Linked DNA regions of Homo sapiens: region 1 is linked to region 2. The links are chromatin loops, found by intact Hi-C in ENCODE. Cell type or tissue: Calu3. All regions are shown on one strand.

The links. Peaks named below come from ENCODE experiments on the same cell type or tissue, not always from the same donor. Only the 100,000 strongest peaks of a DNase experiment are listed, where the experiment ranks them.
Region 1: a loop joins it to region 2, with 11 times the contacts of the local background. A loop is called at or near these places in 5 of 110 quality-filtered maps.

What each region holds. Positions count from the first base shown.
Region 1 is chr5:165,025,289-165,033,288 of GRCh38, reverse strand. All of the region lies in intron 4 of LINC03000 (long intergenic non-protein coding RNA 3000), which reads right to left. Among named protein-coding and RNA genes, the nearest start is that of LINC01938, 210 kb to the left of the region's middle. In Calu3, no CTCF peak of the experiment used is centred here; a DNase peak (open chromatin) is centred at 3,608.
Region 2 is chr5:165,204,334-165,212,333 of GRCh38, reverse strand. No RefSeq gene overlaps it. Among named protein-coding and RNA genes, the nearest start is that of LINC01938, 35 kb to the left of the region's middle. In Calu3, a CTCF peak has its summit at 3,015 (motif pointing right); no DNase peak of the experiment used is centred here.

The sequences.
Region 1 (8,000 bases), 180 kb after region 2:
CACTACTTACTTTTACCTTACATTTTATATTATGGGTATAATTAACTCCACGTAACTGCAGGTTCCACATCTATGGATTCAATCACAGATTGAAGATATTCAGCAAAAAAAATATTTTTTAAGTATATATATATACACATAATTATATTTTATGTACTTGATAATAATGTATTATAATACAACTATATATTATTTATATTTCAGTATATGTATGTAGTAAAAATATATTCAGGAAAAGATATACATACACTCAAATACTACAACAATTAAAAAATACAAATTTAAAAAATATAGCAACTATTTGCATAACATTTACATTGTTTTAGCTATTATGTGTAATCTAGAGATGATTTAAAGTATATAGCAGGATGTGCACATTATAAGAAAATACCATGCTATTTTATATAACGGACTGAAGCTTTCTCAGGTTAGTATCCGCTGATGGCCTCTTAACCAATCCCCGAGAATACCTAGGGAGGACTGTATCTGTGTATACTACAAACCTTGTAAAGAGCAATAGAGATCTTGTCCCTCAACTCCACTCTGTGTCTTTTTTTCTCATTTCCATTTCGCCAGAATTAAAAAATATGTAACTATTATATTTTCATATATTTTAAAATAGTATGCTTCTATTACTATGTCTTATTTTTATTATTAGATAATCAATGTTACTGGCAACATTTCTTGTATTTTCTGAGTAAACAGAATATAGTATAGTGACTTTTAAGTATTCACCTTTCTCTACATTATCTGTTTCCTCCAATTTCCTTTTGTTTTTGCTGTCTTTTCAAATAGATTTTCTCTATTTTTGAATCTCTGATTGTTCATATTTAACAGTGTTGATTGTTCTATGTACAGAAGAAGCATTGTTTACTAGTGGGACTTCACAGTGGGGACATGTCACTTTGTTGAGAATTTTCTAAGATTTGGTATCTTAAACTCTTTTATATGGAGCTTCCTAGCTTCCAAAGGCTGAAATAGTGTAATACTCTTCATTGAAGGGTAAGAGGTATCTAAGTCCCAATGTTCTGGGAGGCCCTACGCTTTGGGCACAATACTTTTTGGCCAGAAGTCCCCCTTCTCATGCCTTGGACAAGCAGAGGCCAGCAGTACCATATATATAGGCTGGATGGGGAGGGCTGTGCCCAGACATTGGACCTATACTCTAGTTCTCTATTTTAGGGCACCTTTTTAACACCGTTCGTGTGCTGTCAATCAGGTATCCTGAAGAAATCCAGGACACAAGCCTGTGAGGTCATCCAAGACCCATGGCTGGCCATGGGTCCAGGACGGCAGCTTTGCAAATTAATCACTCCCACTGATCATCAAGATATTCCTATTACAGAATTATGTGAGATTGGTTCAACAGAACAGTGCCAAAATACTGACTTGGGGTGATTTTCACTCATGTCAGACATAGAATGAGACCAGATCTCTTGGCTACCAATGGTTTATCACTGACATGTGAGGTTGAACCTGTGTGTGGGCCCATGGCCTGGCCATGTTTCTATGATAGTGCTACCTATGTGCTACAGCCCCCAGTGATGATGGTGTGATGGTGTGTCAGCAGGTGTTATTTACGCACATTTTTCCAGTGCTGTCTACACCTCAGCAGAGCCTACATCACCTGTCATGCACCTCTGCCTATCTTCTCCTAAAACTTTCCAGACCATTGCTTCACAGTCCAGTGGGCCCTTCCAATTAATAGCTTCTTTTGCTTCTTTCTCATGCGATAAGGTTACACTCTCCTACTTTAATTTCAAGCCATGCTGGACAAAAAAAATAAACATTCCTTCTAATAGGGGAATGGCTCTTCTCACTGTGTTGAAGGGTCCTTCCCCTATCCTCCCTGGTGATGGTGGAAGGCAGGTGTGTTGACCACATTCTAAGAACTTAGTGATTACAGCTAAAGAAGCTCAAGAGAAGACAATTGAAAAGTGTGTTATCTTATCTGTATGTTATAAAATTCTAAATGGAAAATCTAATATGAAAAGGAAAAAAATATTCACATTTTCCTATATACTCTGGGATTTGCATTTGTGCACATCAATGAAACACAGTAGAGTATAAAAGGCTGAATAACATGTCTAGGCAGAGGGCATCTGGATAACCTCAGATAATCTTCCATGACTCCTAGAGCAGTAGCAGAGAGCAGCCAGATGCTTTCCATGTTCCCTTGTACAGAGAACAGAAGTAGCTGGGAGTAGAGTGGGTAGATTTCAAACACGAAGAGACACTGTGGTCAGAGTGGGGCAAGGAGTTGTAAGTTTTGTGAACTATATGACAGAGAGCAAGTAATAACAGAATTTTTACTGTCTCTCATCCTGAGCAGATAATAGTCATCTAATACCAAATTCCCCAATTTCCTGAGTAATTTAAAGCAACTCCCCTTGAATACAGATGTAATAGGAATGTGAGGATTACCGTGAGGATTATGTAGGAGAAAAAGGTTTAGCACCTGATTTGCCAAAGGCCACCTTGATTTCAGTGAGCTTAGAGTTTTGTTCTTGGGAAGGCGGGCTTGATAAAAGTTCAAAATCATAACAGCATGTATAACAATAATGGCAAATTTCTTGCACAACTGAGTAGGTCTGTACACAATGTAGAATCAGAAGAATGCTCTGAACCAATATATATATATATAGATGGCAGAGTTTAATTAACACAGAAAGGAGATGGGAATGGTGTTTGAATTGATGTGTGAAGAATGAGACAAGGAAATAGTTAAAAGATTACAAGTATGAGACAGGTTAGCAAGGTTCCCATGTGAATTTCTTCTGAGCTGGCCAGATTAGACATGAACAGGGAGTATCTTAGAGGTTTAGAAGTTTCTGGTAAAACTTTGAAAAATTGACATAAAAAGTGTTTCTGAAACACTGACATTAGTCCAAATTTTTATGTCACTCCCAAACTGCAGAGGGTCACACCTGCACTATTGTGGGTTATTCAGGTACACACAATAAGGTGAAAAGCTACAACGGGAACCAGGGTCCTGACTCTCAGTCACTTTGGTAAGGCAGACCACAATGACTTTACTAAATAATATATATCCTTGCTTATGCTATTTAAAGGTACCTCTAACTATTATACACATTAGGTTTCAATATTATATTTAGCATAGTCTAAATATATAATTTATTCTGCATATTGAAAACAAGTGAAAAACATTGTCTTAAATAGGGAAATAGGATGTGGTTTGCATAGAACTAAAGTCATGCATCTCATGATGTCCAATGAGAGACTAAAATATCCAGTTCCAAGCTTTGCTTAACTTTGAAATACCTCAACCCCAGAAGGATAAACAAGAAATTACTAGTTTAATGTTTCCATCTACAACATGTCTATTCAAGGTATTAACAACTATATTCTTTTAAACTGTCAATAAATCTTTTCCTTAAGAATAGAAAAACATATTACTAGAAGATGAAACACAAATTAAAGCCTTATTTCCTTTCTGCTTTTGGAGTCTTAGCAAAGAACTGTCAGGAGGTCTAACTTATCTCAAAAGAACAGGCTGATGCCAGCCACTAGGTTCTGGAGGCTTCCCCTTTTTTATAACAAGGCTGCTTCTCTCACCAGGGGGCTCCCATTACTCCCAGTCTGTAAGTATGTAAAGCACCACATGGACAGGACCGCTCCCTAGTGGCTCATTGGCCATGATGCATATGCCATCCATGTCTAGACTAAATGGTGGAATAATTATATTTCACATGATGCATGTGCTCTATTTCTCTGCTTATAGGTTTTTTTTTTCCAACAAAACTTGCATAGCACTTGTGGTATGTATCTGTGACCCCTTTGTATGAAAATATGTTCACCCATGTGATCAGTACATGAATATGCTTTGGTGTCTATCATTGTTGAGTTTAAATTATGTCATCTCAAGCTTAAATTATGTCATCTCAAACTTATCAATGGCAATCATTCCTACTGACTACTCCTATGAGAGATAACTCATTCATGCAGTATTTAGATTGTAAATTACACAAGACAAGAACTATTGATATTCAGTATGTAAATGCCCTAACTACACCACGCTAAGAATAATGCCCAGTCACTTCATTTCCGTTAAGGCACTTAATTTTGTACAGAAATGTTTGAAACAAAACTTTTACTCTAAAATATTGTACTGGAGTTCATATTGTCATATATGAAAATATCATTTGTGTGCACATTAAACTACAAACTAAACATGCAAAGTACACATAACTACCAGAAATCCAGTTTTTTGTAAAGCATATAGTTTGCATAAATTCATATATGGTTTATATGTAAATAAGTTTATAGTTTATAAAAAGTATAAACAGAAGTTTATAGTTTATAAAAAGTATAAACAGAAGTTTATAGTTTATAAAAAGTATAAACAGAAGTTTATAGTTTATAAAAAGTATAAACAGAAGTTTATAGTTTATAAAAAGTATAAACAGAAGTTTATAGTTTATAAAAAGTATAAACAGAAGTTTATAGTTTATAAAAAGTATAAACAGAAGTTTATAGTTTATAAAAAGTATAAACAGAAGTTTATAGTTTTAAATTTACACATTAAACTATTCTAGCTATCTAATACCTAGTACAACAATTGATTCAAGTACATATTAATAAAAAATACATGTACACGGAGAAATTACTTGTAGATCCATTCTCACTTGGAAGTGTTTGAGTACAGTACACAGTGGGAGTCTTGTATCATGAATTTAACATGAAATGACGACCTCCAGAAGAGTGTATTATGTATCTCAAAATTAAAAATTCCTTGAAACAATGCTTACTATCACATGACAAATGAAAACTAAAAGACAACACACACAATTTAGAACAGAAAACATCTGTTCTGTCTATTCTTCATGTAGAGTACATTACTGAAAATATAGGCCAATTAATTTCTTCTGTTAGCTTTTCACTTTGTAGGAATGACTTAGACTGCCAGATTCTACTCAAGAAACTCACTGGTAAAAGCAAGGAAACATTTTTTTTTTAGTATTTCTCTGTTAAAAAAAAAAAACAAAGACATAAAGGAGCTTAATTGTGCTCCTAAATTCAGCTCCTCTTCCTGACTTGATGTCATTGCACACGAATCTAGGCATCAGTCACTCATGCTTTAAACATCGTTGCACTTTCTGACTTCTCCATCTCATCCACAGATGGCATCCTGTAATGTTTTCTGTGAATGCCACCTCCCTTCCTTTTGTAATTGCCAGAATCCCAGCTCATGTCAGGGCCAGCAAAACCAGCTTCCAACTGCTTTCCATTTTAGATCACTTCTTGAAGGTCTATCATCTCTGCTTTACTCCATTCAAAAATTTGGTAATTATGGCCAGGCACGGTGGCTCACGCCTGTTATCCCAGCACTTTGGGATCACGAGGTCAGGAGATCCAGAGCATCCTGGCTGAAACCCTGGCTCTACTAAAAATCCAAAAAAAAAAAAAAAAAAAATAGCCAGGAGTGGTGGCGGGCGCCTGTGGTCCCAGCTACTCGGGAGGCTGAGGCAGAAGAATGGCATGAACCCGGGAGGCGGAGCTTGCAGTGAGCCGAGATCACGCCACTGCCCTCCAGCCTGGGTGACAGAGCAAGACTCCGTCTCAAAAAAAAAAAAAAAAAGTGGTAATTGCTCATACTAAGCACTGTCTGTGATGACAACCCCTAATATATGCAGCAAGTATTAACTTAGAACATTGTGTATTGCACTACTTGGCTAATAAAATTTTCACATGGTAAAACAACATAGTATATAGATGAGTTCAAAGGGTGAGATTAAGATGAAACAATATTTTAAGTTGCCTCCTAAACATGGTCACTAATTCATATTACTAGTAATTAGTAATAGTGGACCATTATACACATGCCAAATTTTCTTAATAATGCATTTTGGCTGACTTCAGACAAACTAGCTTATAGTTGTTTGCCCTCATTATGTTGGTGACCACAATTATAACAATAATTATAGTCACCAACATAATGAGAGCAATTTGTTAATTAAAGTAGTACCATTACTGTTATTTTCTTGGTGGTTACTTGTCCTTGTATTATTAGAATAATGAACTTTTTTTTTGGCAAGACATTCATCTGTTTGGGAAGATATGCTTAGTCAAAACTAGATAATATAATGTAGGAATCCGCTGAGTGGACATAAATGGCAATAAGCAGCAGTGAACTGAAAGCTAGGAGTAGAGGTACATTGTCATTCCCATATGTGGTGAAATCAAACTTCCCCAAGGATGGTTTGCTGACCATATACAATGTGGGACCATGTTTCACACAGACAAAATCCCTGTGCCATATCAATTCACATATTTACCATTAAAAATTCTGTTATTTTAATATTGTAGATTACAAATATAAATTCTAACATTTTTTTCAATATCCCAATAGTTTACCTTGTCCAAACCTTGGCTATGTGCACAACACTGAAGAAATTACAATTCTTTTATAAAAGTTTATTGTTTTTACCAATATTAATTCTTAATTTCAACATTTATTTTAGATTCAATTCACAGGGTACATGTGCAGATTTGTGATCTGGTTATACTGCATGATGCTGTGGTTTTGGGTACTATTCATCCCATCACCCAGCTACTGAGCATAGTGCCCAAAAGTTAGTTTTCCATTTCCAACCACAGTAGTTAGTTTTCTTTCCCTCCCCACCACCAGTAGTCCCCAATGTCTATTGTTTCCATCTTTATGTCCATGTGTACTCAGTGTTTGGGTCCCACTTATAAGTGAGAACATGCGGTATTTGATTTTCTGTTCCTGCCCTAATTCACTTAGGCTAGTGTCTTCCAGCTGCATCCATGTTGCTGCAAAGAACATGATTTCATCCTTTTTTATGGCTGCATAGTATTCTGTGGTATACATATAAAACACATTTTCTTTGTCCAGTCCACTGTGGATGGACACCTATGTTGATTCCATGTCTTTGCTATTGTGAATAGTGCTGCGATGAACATGCAAGTACATATTTCTTTTTTTTTTTTTTGAAACGGAGTCTCACTCTGTCGCCCAGGCTGGAGTGCAGTTGCATGATCTTGGCTCACTGCAACCTCCGCCCCTCCAGGTTTAAGCAATTCTGTGCCTCAGCCTCCTGAGTAGCTGGGACGACAGACACCCACCACCACGCCTGGCTAATTTTTTGTATTTTTAGTAGAGACAGGGTTTCACCATCTTGGCCAGGCTGGTCTTGAACTCCTGACCATGTAAGAATGATGTATTTTCTTTTGGAGATATATCCGCTAAGGGGATTGCTGTGTCAAATGATAGTTTGGTTTTAAGTTCTTTGAGAAATCTCTGACTTGCTTTTAACAGTGGCTAATTTGCACTCCCACCAATAGTATATAAGTGTTTCCTTTTCTCCACAGCTTTGCCAGCATCTGCTGTTTTTTTTTTTTTTTTTTTTTTGACTTTTTTTTTTTTGAGACAAGGTCTTGCTCTATCACCCAAGTTGAAGTGCAGTGGCATGATCATGGTTCACAGCAGCCTCAACTTCCCAGGCTCAAATGATCTTCTCGCTTCAGGGACAAAAGTGGGCATCCTTGTCTTAGTCCAGTTCTCAAGGGGAATGCTTCTAGCTTTTGCCCATTCAATATGATATTGGCTGTGGGTTTGTCATGGGTGGCCCTTACTATTATGAAGTATGTTCCTTTGATACCAAGTTTGTTGATGGATCTTATTATGGAGGGATGTTGGATTTTATTGGATTTTTCTGTGTCTATTGAGATCATCCTATGGTTTTTGCTTTTAATTCTGTTTAAGTGGTAAATCTAATTTATTAATTTGTATATGATGAACCATCCTTGCGTCTGAGGAATGAAGCCTATTTTAACATGGTGATTTAACTTTTTGATATGCTGCTGGATTTGGTTTGCTAGTGTTTTGAGGATTTCTGCATCCACATTACTCAGGGATATTGACTTGTAATTTTCCTTTTTTTATTGTGTCTTTGCCAGGTTTTGGTATTGAGCTGATGCTGGCTTTGTGAAATGAGTTAGGGAGGGGTACCTCCTCC
Region 2 (8,000 bases):
TTTGTGAGTACATTGTCTCTGAGAGGAAATACCAAATGCTGCAAGCAGGATTTGCCTCTGGGGAAGGTAGCTGAGTGGCCAGTGTAAAGAAGGAGGTTTATTTTTGACTATGTATATATTTTCTATCTTTTAGATTGTGTATCAATGGCATGTATCACCCATTCCCCTCTCTGGCCTCAAAAAAAAAAAAAAAAAAGCGAGTATTACTCGTATGGCAAAAACAAGATGGCAGGAAGCTCAACCATGGCTATACAATCAGAATTACCATGGACCTTCTAAAAATAGGTTTATCAAAGTTTTACCCTAGAACAATTAAATCAGAGTATCTGGGTGGGGGGTTAATTTTATAAATATACACACACAAATATATGTGTATATATATGTATACATATATGCATAGAATATTCAATACATATTTAAAAATGCTAATTATATATAATTAAATGTTATACATATAAAACACACACACACACACACACACACACACACACATTTAAAGCTACCCTGGTGAGTCGAATATGTAAGCTGAGTTGAAAACCACCAGAATGGAATAATCAGTGAATCCTTCTTGGAGAAGACAGGACTCACTCTGAACTTGAAAGCTGGGTCATCCCTAGAAAGATGAATATAGACTGACTGAAATTTAGATTGCACTTATACATCTTGAGGCATCCAGCTAAATGAAATAAAAGCAGATGGATACTAAACAGGCCTGCTAAAAGAAAAAAGAGAGAAATAAACAAAAGCAGGATAAGACAGCTAGAAGAGGAGAGATAGGAGATTTACACGTGACTGATGATTCTTTGAGTAAAGAAATACAAGACATTTGTGATATTTATTATAATCATTAATGTAGGATTATTTGATACTTTAGGTGGCATGATAGTTAAGATAAATATCTCATTACTTATTTAAAACTATTGATAAATTTCAATACATACACGAACATACTTCTAAGCACTATTGACTGCATGCTACATCAACATACTTTTTGCAAAATGCTGCAGAAACTCTGACCACTGTCAAACTAACAAAATCTCACTGATATGTTTTTTTCCAGACTGGAAAAGATGACACTTTGCCAGGCAGGGGCTATATTTTTCAGCACAGAGTAAAACCAAAGGTGATGGAAGGGTACTACACTTAGTCTTAAGGTTGCAGATACACACCAAGTGTTTGACATATTGTATCACTGAATATTTTTTACTGAACTTTAATGTTGTTCCTTTAGGACGATTTTGACAGTCAGTAAAATTCAAGCCTATGGATAGATGTTAAAAGTAAATTTTTTCCTCCTATCCTTAGGTACATATATGAACCATTTTCAATTCGTATATTTAAAAGACTTCTGAAATCTGCCTGTGGCTATGCCCTGGAACACCTAGACAAATTTTTAGGTGAGAAATTCTATGAATCTGTTTACTGTAATTCCCTTCTGTGGGCAAGAAGTGGTATTGAAATCATGCCACTGTATAACTAATTTATGCCTCAATGATAAATTTGACTGCCTGAAAAAGTCAAGTTATTTAACTTTATTATGTATTTGAGGGAGAAAGTATTTTCCAAAATGCTCAGAGTAGAACTTGGCAGTATTATAGTCACATTTGGTCTTCAAAATATTCACCTATGACACTTGCAGGCAAAATGGTTATCACTCGGGAGAATAAAGTAGAATGACGAGCTTTTAAAGTAATGCTTACTGTGTCAGGCTGGAAGGGACTCATCCTTCTCTAAAGAACTCATCTTCTCTAAAGAGAAGAGATGGCCTAAAAGGTCAAAGCAGTTTCTATGTGCCTTGAAGTGCAGGGTTACAAGTGGACAGACATACACTTCAAGGACCCTCTGAGACGTTAATGTCCTATAATACTGATGTCACCTGCAGAAAGACAGTCCTAGGGGCTGTGCTGGAGACAGAAATCAAGTGATACAAGGTAAGACTTCTTTTCAGTAGAAAAGTGAAGATACGGTTTGCAATAATTAATATCTCGTACTGGTTCAGACTCATTCATTGCTATCGGAGCATGAGTGGCCATAAATATTAGTTGCATAAATTCAGTGAAGGCATCTGTCCATAATGAATGGGATCTGTCCTAAAGTGATCCAGAAGATATAAGAGCAACGCAGAGAATAGATTTCTCTGTGGCCTCTCCTAGAAGAACTTTGAGTGTCAGAACAGGTGAAAGGCAAAAACCTTCCTCTGGAAAAAAAAAAGTGCTCCTTGTCAAAATTTATTCTCTTCTGAAATAGCCAGAGAGAATATTACCTAACAGTTTTACAATCCCCTGGATTGTAACAAACCTATGACTTTTAAAAACTGTTGCTTGCTTTTTTAAAGTCCTGTCATTGATTTTATTTCAAAATTGTATTCTTTTATAATCACCACCATTTTAGAAAATGTGTTTAATCAAAAAGTCTACTCTAAGTGTCAGGACAAATTTTATAATCATGTTGTGCTCACCCCACCCCTCACTTCCCTGCACACACACACACACACACACACACACACACACACATTTTTAGCATAGTGATACAAACTCTTCCAGGGTAAACTATCAGATAACAGAGGTTGTCAGTATTCTTTAAGATAGCCTTTTGAGAATGTAGTCATTTTAGTTATCTTAGTTTAAGATAAATCTGCCATGAGATTATTCATTTTTCACAAAGTTATTTCTACCATGAATCTCCTGCTTCATCTGAAAAAAAAAATCTATGGTCATGTGTTTCAACACCAAGAAATACACCTATTTCTGTATGAGGACAGGCATTACTATTCTTGTGGTCATCATGAGAGTCATAATCCATTCACCCACAACACTTTTCAAAAATAGCTTCTGCAAATCATCAGTTCATGCTAATTCATGTGGTTTTCTGAAATATTTATTCCTGTTACTCCAATAACATGTTACATAGGTTATGTGTTTGTATTGATAAAAATAACAAAATAGTAAGTTTTTTGTATTTGCTATCTTCCTGGGGAATTCATTTAGGAATGGGCAAGCAGGAAAACAAACACCACTAGATGTCGCTATAAACAGACCATTTTTTTTTTCTGATAGATTTATTTTCTTGCATTTCCAGATTTACCAGACTGGGGGAAATTCTTTCTGGCAGTATTGATTCCATCTAATCTCTGGTTTGTTTAGTCAAAGGTTATGAACTGCTAAATTTACATTCTTTCTTGTGTCCCTTTGCACATCTGCAAAACAGTTTTTGTTAAGGAAAAATCACAGCACAGGGATTTTAAAATTGTCACCATTTTATTAATTAGGTGAGGGTGTCATGCTGAGTCAGTCAGTTTGTTATTTCTTAAGGAAGATCTTGTAGTGAGTTTGTCTCTCATTAGAGAACTGGAGGACCAGACAGATTAATGCACATGTGCTACGACATTAATTAGAGAATCAGATTGTTCACAGAATAGATAATTTGATAGTGACAATGGAAAGAGCAATCAGCTGAGCGTCTTTTAGAAAGCATCTAAGGGGCTTGAGTTGAGAAGAAAGTCCACTATGACTTACTCAAGTTAGATGTCAAATGGACACTAGAATGATAAGATCACTGAGTTACAGAGACTTTAGAAGTTTTCTAGTTTGTTTAGGTTTTTCGTATCTCTTTCCATTCAAAGCAGAATTTTTTCTATAAAACCCCTGAGCAGTCATCTTTAAGAGCATATAATTTGTGTCTCAGTGGAAGTTTCAGCAATTATACTGCAATTATATTTCTTTGTGCAAATCTGCTTAATGCATTTTGGCCAAGAAAGGGATATACTGCAACCAAACTATCCCGCAAATTGTAAACCACATTTAAAAAAAAAATATGTCACATTAAATTGACTTACACAAACCAAGTCTTAATTGGAAATATCAGCAATCAGCTGCTAAAAAGTCCTTAATAATAGACTGGTGGAGTTCGAATAACAGCAGCGACTGAGTATCAAACTTCCTTGTTAGCTGACATTTAAAAATTCACATTTTAAAAATGACATTTAGCAGACGAGATGATGATGCAAATGAAATCTATATTTAGGGAGGGGTGAAAAACAGCATCTAATTTGTAGTGATTATATATTCTGTTCTACCTGTGGAAATTCTGCTCAAGTTTCTCTAGTGTTCTTTATAAGTATCTCTTTCTCTCTTCCTCTGTCCTCTCTCTGCTCTCTCCCTCCAATTCATTCTCCTTCCCCCTGACCCCTCCCCAGCTGTCTCTTCCCTTCCCTTTTCTCTCCTTCTTCCTCCTTCTCTGCAATGAGAAGCTAAGGACATGGAGAAAACATCTGTAGTCATTCCAATCAACACACAACCAGAAGACAACCAGCACCAGGCCAGGCATGGTGGCTCATGCCTATAATCCCAGCACTTTGGGAGGCTGAGGCAGGAGGATCACCTGAGGTCAGGAGTTCGAGACCAGCCTGGCCAACATGGCGAAACTCTGTGTCTACTAAAAATACAAAAAAAATAGCTGGGCATGGTGGTAAATGCCGGTATTCCCAGCTACTCGGGAGGCTGAGGCAGGAGAATCGCTTGAACCTGGGAGGCAGGGGTTGCAGTGAGCAGAGATCATGCCACTGCACTTCAGCCTGGGTGACAGAGTGAGACTCCATCTCACACACACAAAAAAAAGACAACCAGCACCAATTGCCAGTCACCCGATGAACTACCTTAGACATAGGGACCAGTGAAATATACTCAACCCAAACTCCATTTGACTGAAAAAACAAAACCCAAGCTAGAACCACCCAAATGATCTCACCCAATTTACAGAACCATGAGAGATAATAAGTTGTTATTTTAAGCTGCTAAATTTTAGTGTGTTTTGTTATGTAGTAGCAGGTAACTGGAATATAGTCAATTTGTTTTTGAAGGAAAAAGGGGAAAGTTGTAAGAACATCCATAGACAGATAACTTGAAAGGAAGTCTCTGAGCTTCTGACTTACGCCTAACGTTAGCAGGATATTCTTTTTCTCAACCTTTCACGTGGGATTTTCTTTCTATTGCACGTGAGCTCTGAGTTATGTTTTCCCTCTTCATTTGTCATTATTATCAATTTTCCTTTCGTGCAGTCATTTTTACATTTCACATTCATTCATTGTCATTGGTTTGCTCTTTTATTGCAATTTTGAATCTCATTAAACAGACTTAAGACCAATGAAGTGCTCAAGCATACACACACTTAAAAATAAGCTTTAGGTCCGTTTTGTAAATCTGTATGTTGGAGAAGGTTGAGCAGCAAAGAACCCCAATTTGCCAAATGATGTGTAGGAATATAGAACCCCACACCCTATCTCAGAGATGCAAATTGACGTTATTTAAACAGTAATTTCTAAGCCTGAGAGTGCATCCAAATCACCTAGAGCTCTATTAACATACACATTCTGATCTGGTAGGATTGAATTTTGGCCTGAGATTCTGCATTTCGAATAAGCCACCTAACAAGGCCAAACAAAAGTTGAGTGGCAGAATTCTAGGATGTTTCAGTTTTCTATTATCTTTACCACCATTCTTTACCCCTCTTTGTTCTCCGTCTCCATTCACATAATCACACGAGCTGGAGCAGGATATATTGCTTTACATGCACTCCAGGAAAAGAAACATTGAGGAAAGAAATAACTTAATTTCCTGGCAAAGTTTTTGCTTCCTCTTTGCCCCACACACTTCTCTTTCCCAGGTACTTTCAATGACTTCCTTGCACCTGCAGTTTCCATTCTGATTTATTCTTATCACAATAAGAGCCATTTAAAAATTCTGAAGCTGAACCAGAGAGTGACATTATACATTTATTTTCAAGATATACTGGGCTTAGCACTGGGAACAACCTCTGACAAATGTTGTTTTACAGCGGCAGTGTAGGGGGAGGGGTGTTACCTGGTTGTAATTGCTTCTATTTGCACACAAAATTTTTCCCGCAAATGTATTTTCCCCATTCTGGTATTTTCCCATCCTTTCATTCTCTTCCAGTTGCACCCTGGATCAACCTGTCATCATTGCTTCTCTTTACTCCTAAAAAGTGCCACCTTACCAGGAGGCCTACATCTGTTCTTAGTGATACTCAGTCCCTTCTTTGAAGTTTAGCTGCTGGTTCTCTTAAAATACAGATAAAGTTTTGTTATGTGACTTACAAAACCCTGAATAATCAGACTCTGGATCCTCGTCTCTTTTTATACTTATTTTTATTCTTTATCTTCAGCCACTCTGGGTATTTTTAATGCTTTATAACTGATATATTCCCTCCAGTCACAGGGTCTTTGGCAGACAGTTTTCTCTGCCTAGATCTCTCTTCTCTCCCTCCCTCCTTCATTTAACAAACTCCTACTGTTTCTTTCCATGTCAATTCAAAACTCTCTCTCTCAAGGAATCATTCTCTGTACATAGTTAAGTGTGGTTTCTTATCACCTCACTCTCCTTTCTAGCAATAATATAGCTCTAATTTGATATTTATGTGCATAATTCTTTTCTTTTTTTTACTAGAATGGAGATTCCAGGGTTTGTCTGGTTTTATACACTATAGTCTCTCTAGCTCTGTGCTTAGTGGCTGGAACCAAAAAATAGTGGCTCAGTAAATACTTGTTAAAGGAACAAATACATTTGAAGCCACCCATTCTCATGTGCTACTGTCACCTTATTTGCATTCATCTGATTCACTATTTTGTTTGACCTGGCTTCCTTTGAGCCTTACTCCTGTTTTGCCAAGAAAGGCATAAATGAGGATCGGCCTCTGTATTTAGTGATATCTTGGTATGTGTTCTTGAAGAAAATTCTTCATCTCTCTAATTTTAAAATCGTTCCAAGATGCCATGTTCAGTTTCACTGGCTTGTTCTGTGACTCAGAAATCACACAGTGCTCTCCTAGTCCCACTTATCTGGATCCAGGTCTCTAGCTCTCACCTAAGTCTATTCTGAATTATCCTCCTGTAGTTCTCATTCTAACCCAAGTTGCAACCTTACTTATAAGAACCTGCTGATGCCTCTCATCCTGGCACTGCAAATAATCAGACCAATTTCAACATTGCCTGGGACTTAATATCAAGGCTTTCTAAAAGGAAAACAGAGAAAGGAGATTGCTATCTTCAGGTTGGAAGATTTTCGTTTCCTTTGGTAGGAAATAAATGGACAATAAATCAACACTATTAAGAGGCCTTTAAAGGGAAACAAATGTCAAGAAGCCTAAACTCTCCATGCAGCCTAATGGTGCTCCATTTCTTTCCTCATTTCTGAGCCAAAGACTAGAACAATTGGTCGGCAGGATGCTTCTAGCCTAGAGTTTTTCTCTCACTGGGTCTCTCTTGCTAGGCAAAGCCAGGGAAATATTCCTGATCAAGCATTTATAGTTCATATGAATTTCACCTGAAGCAAAGCAGTAGCACCCACATTAGCCAGTTGAATTTAGGTATAGCTGAGTAAAAGGTGGGGGAGTTTTTCATGGTTAACAATCCTTTCAAGTTAACACTTTATTGCAACAGGACTGGATCTGGCCTTCACAAACACTATGCACCTAGCTGTATGTCTGTTTCTCATTTTGCACATTTCAGATCTGCCACCCACCTGACAACACGGTAGGCATCATATATTTAAGAACAGCACTTGCTGCTGGAAAAGCAATCACATTCAAGGTCAAGTTGAATTGTGAAAAGACTATTATGTGAAAAATTTAAGTTTGTATTGTCCTGATACCTGCCAAAAATATTCCTGTTTTGAGACAGAATTATTTTGTTCATTTTTTAAAGCTTTAAATCTATCATCAAGTTGTTCAAAAGAAATAAATAGACATGCGAATTTTCAAAAGTGTACTTTTGATAAGAGATTTTCACTGTGATGAATGCAGAAGGAGATGCTCAATCATCTCTTTGGCCTATAAATATTTTGATTCCATGTATATAAAATATAGACAATATATAATATACACATATATGTAATATATGGAATAGCAGAATATTTATAGGCCAAATTAGGGAGGATGGTAATTCATACAGTGAGAAGTATTTTTTTTTTCTTTTTTTGAGACAGAGT